Linked DNA regions of Homo sapiens: region 1 is linked to region 2. A link is an interaction called in ENCODE POLR2A ChIA-PET data of the cell type or tissue named here. Cell type or tissue: PC-9. All regions are shown on one strand. Each heading gives the region's core, and the rest is flanking DNA. Links, peaks and the distances in the headings are about the cores only.

Evidence for each region. ChIA-PET counts read pairs that join two places held together with the same protein. Peaks named below come from ENCODE experiments on the same cell type or tissue, not always from the same donor. Only the 100,000 strongest peaks of a DNase experiment are listed, where the experiment ranks them.
Region 1: POLR2A ChIA-PET joins it to region 2 with 11 read pairs; 2 of 35 experiments call an interaction of 5 or more read pairs at or near these places.

Annotation. Positions count from the first base shown.
Region 1 is chr1:160,986,273-160,992,278 of GRCh38, reverse strand. No RefSeq gene overlaps it. Among named protein-coding and RNA genes, the nearest start is that of F11R, 32 kb to the left of the region's middle. RefSeq lists an enhancer at 300-1,138 and a silencer at 4,586-4,880. In PC-9, for the core only: CTCF peaks have their summits at 1,641 and 1,843 (motif pointing right); DNase peaks (open chromatin) are centred at 1,818 and 2,228; H3K4me3 peaks cover 399 bases; H3K27ac peaks cover 688 bases.
Region 2 is chr1:160,851,743-160,857,544 of GRCh38, reverse strand. All of the region lies in intron 1 of CD244 (CD244 molecule), which reads left to right. Among named protein-coding and RNA genes, the nearest start is that of CD244, 8.2 kb to the left of the region's middle. RefSeq lists an enhancer at 2,108-2,157. In PC-9, for the core only: no CTCF peak of the experiment used is centred there; no DNase peak of the experiment used is centred there.

The sequences.
Region 1 (6,006 bases), core at 354-5,353, 130 kb before region 2:
TACTAAAAATACAAAAAATTAGCCAGGTGTGGTGACAGGTGACTGTAATCCTAGCTACTTGGGAGGCTGAGATAGGAGAGTCACTTGAACCTGAGAGGCGGAGGTTGCAGTGAACTGAGATTGCGCCACTGGGAGACAGAGTGAGACTCCAGTTCAAAAAAAAAAAAAAGTAAAAACGATGTTTATATATGAGGCTGTGCAAAAACAGGTGATGGGTTGGTAATTGGCAATTAACCAAGATTGAAAATCTTTTTTTTTTTTTTTTAATGGAGTCTGGCTCTCGCCCAGGCTGGAGTGCAGTGACAGAATCTCGACTCACTGCAAGCTCCGCCTCCTGGATTCACGCCATTCTCCTGCCTCAGCCTCCCGAGTAGCTGGGACTACAGGTGCCCGCCACCACGCCAGGCTAATGTTTTGTATTTTTAGTAGAGATGGGGTTTCTCCATGTGGTCAGGCTGGTCTTGAACTCCTGACCTTAGGTGATCCACCCGCCTCAGCCTCCCAAAGTGCTGGGATTACAGGCGTGAGCCACTGTGCCCAGCCTGAAAATCTGTGTTGACTCCGTCTCAAAAAAAAAAAAAAAAAAAAGTAGCTAGCCTCATTTGTTTTTCTTTCTTTCTTTTTTTTTTTTTTTTGAGACAAAGTCTCACTCTGTCACCCAGGCTGGAGTGCAGTGGTGCGAACTGGGCTCACTGCAAGCTCCGCCTTCTGGGTTCACGCCATTCTCCTGCCTCAGCCTCCCGAGTAGCTGGGACCACAGGCGCCCGCCACCATGCCCGGCTGATTTTTTGTATTTTTAGTAGAGACGGGGTTTCACCGTGTTAGCCAGGATAGTCTCGATCTCCTGACCTCGTGATCCACCCGCCTCGGCTTCCCAAAGTGCTGGGATTACAGGTGTGTGCCACCACACCCGCCGCGTCATTTGTTTTTCAACGCAGACTTATAAAATGCAGATTACTTTGGTCGTGGTCTGTAACATCCCCAGGGAGAAAGGAATGCAGAAGGCAGAGTGGTTAGGAGCAGCCACAAAAGAATGAGGAATGAAGAAAAAGGGGTGAATGAGAAACCAATGAGAAGTGTTGGGAGATGCCATGTAACTGGTGGGGATACCCATACCCATTTTAGAACAACTTTTTTTTTTTTTTTTTTGAGACAGGGTCTCACTCTCTTGCCCAGACTGGAGTGCAGTGGCCAGACCTCGGCTCACCACAACCTCTGCCTCCCAGGCTCAAGCGATTCTCTTGCCTCAGCCTCCCGAGTAGCTGGGATTACAGGCACGTGCTACTACTGCCCAGCTAATTTTTGTATTTTTAGCACAGGGTTTCACCATGTTGGCCAGGCTGGTCTCGAACTCCTGGCCTCAAGTGATCCACCTGCCTTGGCCTCCTAAAGTGCTGGGATTACAGGCATGAGTCATTCAGGCCGGCCCTGAATTTTTCAAAGTTGCCACCACCAACACTTTGTTCTTAGTGTGTGGACAGTAGAGCAGGTTGAAGGGCCAAAAAACAAACAAGCAAGCAAGCAAACAAACAAACCAACAAACCAGCCTCATTTCCTTGTCTCTGGTATGTTGAGAAAGTGGACCCTAGAGTTCAGTACCACTCCTCCTACCTTTGAGCCCAACTCATGATTTAAGATGTTGAAGTGCCCAATAAGGACCACATGGAAGCCTCCCTCAAAGAGTGTGGCACATGCTGCAACCCATAGGAAAGGGATTAGAATGCAGGTTTTTTTTCCATTTAGGGAGGAAGGAGCAGGAAATTTAGTAGGTAAGTAAAAGTAAGTACAAAGGCACAGCTACGAAGAAAAGGTACTTTTTCTGCAACTAGATATGCTACCACTAGGTGGAGCCAGACTCTCCTGGCATGGAACTTTTTTTTTTTTTTTTTTTTGACACGGAGTCTCGCCCTTGTCGCCCAGGCTGGAGTGCTGTGGCGCGATCTCGGCTCACTGCAACCTCCACCTCCCGAGTTCAAACAATTCTTCTGCCTCAGCCTCTCGAGTAGCTGGAATTACACGCGCCCGCCACCACACCTGGCTAAATTTTTTTGTAGTTTTAGTAGAGACGGGGTTTCACCATGTTGGCCAGGCTGGTTTTGAACTCCTGACCTCAAGTGATCCGCCCGCGTCGGCCTTCCAAAGTGCTAGGATTACAGGCGTGAGCCACCACGCCCAGTCTGACATGGAACTTCTAAACAGTGATGCTACGTAACAGGCCTGGTTCGCTGGAGATAAGTAAGAGGGGATAAAAATAGTTAACCTTACCTATCTGATTGGCAAAAATTCAAAAGCTTGATAGGGAGTCTATCTGAGCCTGGGCAGGTTCTGGAAGCTGCCCAATTTAAAAAAAACAATGGCGCCTGGTGCGGCGGCTCACGCCTGTAATCTCAGCACTTTGGGAGGCCGAGGCAGGTGGATCACGAGGTTAGGAGTTCAAGACCAGCCTGACCAACATGGTAAAACCCCGTTTCTACCAAAAATACAAAAATTAGCTGGGCGTGGTGGCACGCGCCTGTAATCCCAGCTACTGAGGAGGCTGAGGCAGGACAATCGCGTGAACCCAGGAGGCGGAGGTTTCAGTGAGCCGAGATCACGCCACTGCACTCCAGCCTGGGCAACAGAGCAAGTCTCCGTCTCAAAAAAAAAAAAAAAAAAAAAAAGGAAAATAAAAGACAAATGGCTGGGCATGGTGGCTCACACCTATAATCCAAGCACTTTGGAAGGCTGAGGTGGAAGGATTGCTTGGGGCCAAGAGTTTGAGACTAGCCTGGGCAACAAAGTGAGACCCTGTCTCTATGAGAAAATTAAAAAAAAAAAGGCCACCTTTTTGATACGAAAGGAGGGGAAATAAGAAAGCATACTATATTTGCTTATTTTTGCAGAAACAAACACAGGAAGGAAAATAAACTAAATTGGTTATTTCAAGAGGTAGATAAGGTCTAGATGAAATAGATACATGATCGGCCGGGCGCGGTGGCTCACACCTGTAATCCCAGGACTTTGGGAGACTGAGGCGGGCGGATCACGAGGTCAGGAGATCGAGACCATCCTGGCTAACACGGTGAAACCCAGTCTCTACTGAAAATACAAAAAATTGGCCGGGCGTGGTGGTGGGCACCTGTAGTCCCAGCGACTTGGGAGGCTGAGGCAGGAGAATGGTGTGAACCCCAGAGGCGGAGCTTGCAGTGAGCCCAGATCGCGCCACTGCACTCTAGCCTGGGCGACAGAGCGAGACTCTGTCTCAAAAAAATAAAAATAAAAATAGATACATGATGGAGTATTACTTCTCTGAGTTTATTTACCATTTTGTCTAGTTTTGACTTCTGGATCCATGTTAATGTTTTGCACATTAAAAAAAGTTGACAAGAAAAAATATGCAGAACATGCTTGTCCTCAGGCTTGTCAGAGACTCCTATAACCATATAAAGAAGCTGAGGGTTGATCATGCTTGAGCTATGATACTTATTAAAATAGTACTAGAAAGACAAATAGAATGTAGCATGGCAAAAGAGCTGCACATTTTGGGAGAAGGCATTTATTTGTAGGGGCTGAAATGTGCTAGCTCGAGAATCAGACCTAAGAATTACAAGGTGATTAACCAAAGGAAAAAGTCTCTGGAAGTAGAAAACTAAAAAGAAGGTTTGGAACAGGCTGGAAGTGAGATTGAAGCATATCACAGAAATGTTAGACATTCTTCAATGTCAGTGCCTTGGATGAATTTATAAGGCTTTGCCTTAAAGTTACTTGTGGGCTTATAAAGCCTGTGTCAAAGCTAAACAAAGCCAGACAATAGTTTAGACAAGAAGTAAGGATAGGTATTTATTTATTTATTTGAGATGGAGTTTCACTCTTGTCGCCCAGGCTGGAGGGTAATGGCGCGATCTTGGCTCACCGCAACCTCCGTGTCCGGGGTTCAAGCGATTCTCCTGCCTCAGCCTCCTGAATAGCTGGGATTACAGGCATGCACCACCACGCCCGGCTAATTTTTTTGTATTTTTAGTGGAGACAGCGTTTCTCCATGTTGGTCAGGCTGGTTTTGAACTTTTGACCCCAGGTGATCTGCCCACCTCGGCCTCCCAAAGTGTTGGGATTACAGGCGTGAGCCACTGCACCCGGCCTAGGATAGGTTTTTTTAAGTAGTAACTATTGCAGTAGGGAAGAGGGCCCAAGGTGAACTGAACTTAACTTCCTTAAAAAAAAAAAAAATGCAGGAGGCCTTTTGAAGGCTGGGATGTGCTAAGGGATAGGCATGAAGATATTAAGGAGAATTGCTCCATGTGACTAGACAATCTGGATTTGTGAATTGGCTCTTGTCCAGAAGAGAAATAAGCACCTATTTTTACGACAGGAGCTAGTAGTGCAAGTTAGAGCAAGGCACCCACCTGGTTGGGAGCTGGAGCAAGATTTATTTCCTCAAATGTTTGCATTTCAAAGAAACTCTCAGGTCCCAGTGAAAATAGCTCTGGGTAGAAGATTTACATCTCAAAGAGGCAGAGAAAGATGTTTTAATTGCAAGCTTTCTTTCTAAGTAATTGCACTAAGATGAAGTTCAGGGGCCTGTGTCTATTGCTAGGTTTGGGCTGGGATGCACAGTAAATTTTTCTGACAGCGATGAGCTTTTTCAGGCAGGCATTTTAAGCGGGGGGCTGAGGTCCTCCTAGGGACAAGGCCTTAAGTTGCTAGAAGCCATGCTAGAGCTTGGTTAAGGAGAGTCTTTGTTACCTGGCGTCTCTCTGCAGTGCCGTTTCAATGCCTTAGAGCAAGAGAGTGGTGGATGGACAGTGATAGTGATTCACGTGCGCAATTCACAACTTGCATTAGCAACCAGGCAAAAGCAAGTGCTGCTTTTAGAGGCCTTGGGAAGAATTTCCACAAGTTTCCGGCCATTGGGATACAGGGGAAAAGGGATTGGAGGGAGGCTCATCGGGAACAATACATTAGGTAATGTTGGGGTTTATAAATCGATACCCCCAAATATAGTACTGAACCGAAGAAGCAACCTGAAGATCTCTCTGACCTTCCCCGCTCCACACGGTCTCTCCCAAAAAGCTGAAGTTCCTTTATTTGCCTAAGATCCAGACCCTCCAAGGAGAACAGTAGGTTTCTTTTCCTCCTGTAAGACCAAAAATGTAACCACACCTGAACAGACCTTTTCATGAGTTAATGCCTGCTTCTCATGGTCATCTAAATTCCAAAGAAAACTATTTACAAGTTAATTTGTTTCCTGATCAAATCATTCTCTTTAGTAATCATTTATTGCCCATCAACAGAATTCCTTTTCTCCCGCAGGATCCAAACTCATTCTTTCTGTAACCTCATGATGGCGTATAAGCTTTTGCACCTCACTGGGAGGTTGGGTCTTCATTCTGAAGGCTTCTATGTATACATATTAAATAAGTTTGTATGCCTTTTTTCCTATTAATCTGCCTTGCGTCAGTGATTTTCAGCAAACTTCAGGGAGCCAAAGGCCTTGGCTCCCACAGTGATAATAAACAATATGACTTTTGGCTATCAAAATTCCTGCTGTTAGTTAAGGAAAAATTGTGACAGTTTCTGAAATGGACAAATACAGGCATCCTTCCAGTGGATTACTAGGATTTGTCTAGACTAGAGGACAGGATGCTTCTGGGGGTTTTCTGATTCTCTACAGGTCAGTATCCTTCCTTGTCTTGTACTGTTTTGCAACTCTAGAAAGAAAAGTTAAATATGTAGAAGCCTGACAGTGATACAAATGATCCCTGTTCATATTAATACAAATGCAAATTGTTTGCCTGGTAGAGATACAATTGATTTTCTCTCTGTAGAAAAAAAGATGATCCCAGCCAGGCGTGGTGGCTCACCCTGCAATTCCAGCACTTTGGGAGGCCGAGACAGGCAAATCACAAGGTCAGGAGTTCGAGACCAGCCTGGCCAATATGGTGAAACCCTGTCTCTACTAAAAATACAAAAATTAGCCAGGCGTGGTGGTGGGCGCCTGTAATCCCAGCTACTCTGGAGGGTGAGGCA
Region 2 (5,802 bases), core at 201-5,200:
CAAACGGTATGCACTCTTGTGTCTGACTACTTTTGCTCAACATCTTATGAGATTTATGTATGTTATTATTTGTAGCAGATCATTTTCATGGCTGTATAGTATTTTATCGCATGACTATATCATAGTTTATTCACCTTTTCTATTATTGATGAACCTTTGGGTTGCTTTCAATTTTGTTTTTGCTATTATAATAATGCTGTGATGAGCCTTTTGTGCATGCATGTCTGTTGGGTATATCTCTAGGGGCAGAACCATGGAGTATGTGTACGTAACTCTAGCAGATGCTGTCAAACTGTTTTCCAAAGTGGTTGAACCAAATAGTGCATGAGAGTTCCATGCTGCTTTGGGGCCACTGGCTTTTGGTTCTGAAGGTCTGCAGATGGAAAATTAAATTGTGGAAATGTGGAGCTTGGCAAGAGGCCAAAGGCAAGGGAATTACAGCTCTGTGATTTCTCTGGTATCCTGCATGAAATTCTGACAATAGAGTCATTTTTAGGAGTTATGTGAGATGCATTGTTGAATTAATTAATTTAAACGGATTCATGAAGCCCTTGCTTGGGTTGTTCATTTTGCTGTTGTGACGTTTGAATTTCTTGTCTATTCTGCATATTAGTTGCCTGTAGGATTCATAGTTTGCAATTTTTTTTCCTATTCTATTGGTTGCCTTTTCACTCTGTGAATTGTTTCCTTTACTGTACATGATTTTTTTTTAGTTTGCTGTAATACCATTTGTTTATTTTGCTTCTGTTGCCTGTGCTTTTGAGGTCTTATTCATAAACTCTTTCCCCAGCCCTTATTATGCTCCAAGAACTATGCAAGGTTTTGTGGGGGAAACAAAGATGAAACAGATGTCTATTCTACCCTTAAGAATCTTTCAGACAGAGGAAAATGGGTATGTATAATTACAACTATAAGGGAAGATGGAAATGCTATGTGTCATTAACAGGCAAGATACATTTAGAATAAAAAAGGAGCTAAGAAGATGAAGATTCCTTCTAGGTAGGAACACTGGGGAACTGGCCTTGAAGAATAAATAAGAGTTTAGGAGGTAGGTACAAAGTAGAAGGACAATTGAAGCAGAGGAAACAGCTCAGAAAAGCCAGGGTTGCATGGGGTTTGGATGGGAAACAGGAAAGGGAGATGCACTTGTTATCATGGAGAAACAATATCACATATGAGATGATTTGGTTAACTGATGCAAAGAGTGGGACTTGGGCTAGGTGAGTTTTGACAGAGGTAAGGGAGTTGCATTGCCTGAGGAAGAGAGTTAATATGGTCAGTATGAAGCTAAATAGAGAGGAAGAAAGAAATGGGATGTGGGCCCTATAGGATACTTTATCTATCTTATGATTTTGCCCTGACTAGAGCTGGATTGCCCCAGTACTTTTGGAATCTCACTGGACTCTGTTCACTTAGTCCCCAGCAGGTACATCTTTTGATGCCTTCACCCCAAGCCTGGTAGCACAAGCCCTAGCTGAGAAAACCTTAACATCTATTTGTTGGCTGGTGGAAATTCCACTTGCTCTGAGACCCTCCCGTGCTCCTTCTCCCAGGTGCTCAGGCCCCACACCTTCCTCCGACTGGCAGGTCCAGGTTGGAGGAAGCTGAGCTGACTCAGAGCTCTGCACATGGGCTCAGGGCTGAGCGGGACTCACTGCTGGATCAGATTGTCTCCTTCACCATCCTCTGTACTTGTCTCCTTGACCATCCTCTGTTCTTCCTGAGGCTGCAGTGGAGTTAATCATCTGCCCTCTGCCCTCCCTTTCAGAGTTACTAGTTCACCTCATCCGTTCTTAACCACAGGAAGGTGGCCCCCAAAGCTGCTGAGCAGTAGCAACAGCAGTGGCAGGGGCCCGGGGGCCTTCCTGGACTGTGGCCTCTTTCCTCTAAACAATTTTCACTTGTTGGGTCCTCCTCTATGCCTCACTAAATGTGTGAGAACTTGTGTTGAAGTTATGTTTTCGTAGTAGCATTTCATCTCCCCTATCTGGTGTGTGTACCCCTCTGGGACAGAAACTGAGGTCTTTCTGTATCAGTCACAATACCCTGGACATAGTGACTTGTCTACTTGCCTTTTCACCGTATCTGCTTTGCACCCCTGCCCTGGCACCCACCCCTTCCAGGCCGTCCATGGAAACTCATTCCAACCATCTTCCTCCTTCCCACACTGGACTGTTGGGGGCTGCAGGAGAAAATTCAGCAACAAAGAGCAGCTACAGATTCGTAATCTCCAACCCCAGCTGGACTCTCAGTGTCCTGGGAATCCTCATTTCTGGCCCACAGCTTCTCCTGTTCCCCAAAAGGTGGGAGAATTCCACACCTTCGTCATCTCTTTCAAGGCCCTGTTCCACTATCTCAGCCTCCACAAACCAACAACCTCCTTCTTTAAGAAAACAGAAGCACAAGTTAGGGATTCCACCAACCTTGCCAACAAGTCTCCAGTGTCAATGTACTTCATCTACTCCTGTAAATGGCCACATTTGCCTCTGCTGAGGGCAAGAGTGTTCTTGCCCTGTCCTTGACCAATACTCCCCTGTGTGCTCAGGGCACCAGAGCTTCTTTCAGAAGTCACCTGGGACCTGCTGTCTGTGAAGACATCCCTCATCTTTCTTCAGCTGCTCCTTTTCTGTGGGCTTCCTACCTTTAGTACAGTTTCCTTCCAGTTGAAAAATCAAAACAACACCTGGTGTTCTCTCTAGCTCCTTTTTATTTGCAGACAAACCAGTCTTAAATGTATAAACTAATATAATATTACATAAAAATAAAATATAACGGCCTAATTTTTAAAAAGACCCCAAAGGCAGTATAGCATGAGGACTGTAGATCACACATTTCATTCTTTAAGTATTTAGAAGTCTATGGCTGGGAGTGGTGGCTCACGCCAGAACTTTGGGAGGCTGAGACGGGTGGATTACTTGAGGTCAGGAGTTCAAGACCAGCCTGGCCAATATGGCGAAACCCTGTCTCTACTAAAAATACAAAAAAAAAAAAAAGAATAGCTGGGGGTGGTGGCAGGCACCTGTAGTCCCAGTTACTCATGAGGCTGAGACAGGAGAATCACTTGAACCTGGGAGGCAGAGATTGCAGTGAGCCGAGATCATGCCACTGCACACCAGTCTGGGTGACAGAGCGAGACTCTGTCTTAAAACAAACAAACAAACAAAGAAGTCTAGACAATAACTTAACCATTTTCCTGTGTGATTCCTATTCAGTTTTATAATAGCAGAGAACAACCTTCTTCTACATAGCGCTCTACATTCTGATCTACTGGTGGATTATATGGGAGTTTACGTTATTTTTCATTACACCGTATATTTATATTTAAGTACCTTTTAATACTTGTGCTACCTCTCACAATTTTATAAAAGATAAAAATAAAGTGAAACCACCACTAAACACCTGAAAATTAAACTCATGTTCCATCACCCCATTCTCCAAACCTGCTCCATCTTTACCAGACCCATAAGCCACACGTGTGTTTTGTGTTCCCTTAACCATGCTACTGCTGGGTCCATAATACCCACCTTCCCTGTTCCTTTCTGCATACACCAGGCAGGCCTTGGCTTTTTCTTTCAATGGCAGCTCCCACCCACCGCCTCTGGGCAGCCACTCCTAACTCTGCAGGGCAGAGGAAAACATGCTTTCCTTATGCTTGCCTCACACCCTGGGCACACCTCCATAGCACATTCCATATTGCATTTCAGTTGGCTGTTTTAGGTCTATCTTCCTTTTTCACTTTTTTTTTTTTTTTTTTTTTTTTTTAGGCAGGGTCTTGCTCTGTCACCCAGGCTGGGGTGCAGTGGTGCAGTCATGGCTCACTGCAACCCCTGCCTCCCAGGCTTTTCTGATATTTAGCTAAGAGTTGGGTTTAGCTGAGATGAGTGAGGAAATCTACAAATTCACTTGCTATGGTAATGTTTCCACAATGGGCAAGTCATATTTTGCTTTTATCAAAGTACATCTTAGTTAATAGTCAGAACAGTTGAGTGAGAGGTAGTCATTACTCTTTTTCTGCTTTTTTACCAAGATACAACTCACAGCTGTGTGCACAAAATTTAAATCAACAGCTTGATGAACTTTTATATGTGTAAGTACATATCAAAACTACCCACATCAAGATGTAACACATTTCTAGCACCCAGTCATTCCTTTTTGGCCCTTCAAGTTGATAACCCCCCTCCTGCAAGGGTAATCACATTCTAACCTCTCTCACCATATATTAGTTTTTCCAGATTTTAAACTTTATATCAGTGAAATAATTCACTATGTACTTTTTGGAGTCTAGCTTCATTAATACTCATCATTGTGGTGAGATCCATCCACATTATTGCCAGGAAAAGTAGCTTTTCTTTTTCATTGCTGTGTAATATTCCTTATAAGACTATAACACGATTTATTTGCTCATCTAATCGTGATAGACATTTGGGTTTTTTCTCATTTTGAGTTATTATGACTAAAGCCATTATTAACACTCTTGTACATATTTTTAGTGGATATAAACACCAGATTTTCTTTTTTTTTGAGACGGAGTTTCACTCTTGTTGCCCAGGCTGGAGTGCAATGGCATGATCTTGGCTCACTGCAACCTCCGCCTCTCAGATTTAAGTGATTCTCCTGCTTCAGTCTTCCAAGTAGCTGGGATTACAGGTGTGCACTGCCACGCCCAGCTAATTTTTTTTCTTTTTTTTGAGATGGGGTTTCACCATGTTGGCCAGGCTGGTCTCAAACTCCTGACCTCAGGTGATCCGCCTGCCTCGACCTCCCAAAGTGCTGGGATTACAGGCATGAGCCACCATGCCTGGCCCAGATTTTCTTGTGTACAAATTCTTCTGGATCAAAGGGTATATGTAAGTTTAGTTTTAGAAGATACCGTAAAATAGTTTTCCAAAGTGCTGGTACCAATTTACACTCTCACTAGCAATAAATGAGAATCTCAGTTGCTCCCATCTCTGTCAACCCTTGGAATTTTCACATTTATTTATTTACATTTATTTTCGAGACCAAGTCTCAGTCTGTCACCCAGGCTGGAGTACAGTGGCGTGATCTTGGCTCACTGCAACCTCTGCCTCCTGGGTTCAAGCAATTCTCCTGCCTCAGACTCCCAAGAAGCTGGTATTACAGGCGCCACCACCGTGCTCTGCTAATTTTTGCATTTTTAGTAGAGATGGGGTTTCACCATGTTGGCCAGGCTGGCCTCGAACTCCTGGCCTCAAGCGATCCACCCGCCTCGGCCTCCCAAAGTGCTGGGATTACAGGCTTGAGCCGCTTCGCCCAGCCTTCAGACCTTTAAATGTTAGCTATTTTGGTGGGAATGTGAAATCTCATTATTCTCTGATAACTAATGTTGTTGGGCACCCTTATGCATGCCTATTGGCTATTGGATATTCTCTTTCCTAAAGTGCCTGCCCAAGTCTGTTGCTTTTTTTGTCATTATTGTCATCAGTGTATTATTGATTTCCAGTCTATTATTGTCATCAGTCTATTATTGATGGAATTCTTTATATACTCTGGATATGAGCCCTTTTTCAAATGTATGTATTGCAAACATTTTCTCCCAGTCTTTGGCTTGCTTTTTCACTCTCTCAATGTTGTCTTTCACCAAACAGAAGTTCTAAGTTTTAGTGAAGTCCAATTTATCAATATTCTTTTATGGTTAGTGATTTATTTTTGTGTGTGTGTGTCCTGTTAAAGAAACATTTGTTGTCTGGGTGCAGTGGCTCATGCCTGTAATCTCAGCGCTTTGGGAGGCCAAGGCGGGTGGATCACTTGAGCCCAGGAGTTCAAGACAAGCCTTGGCAACAT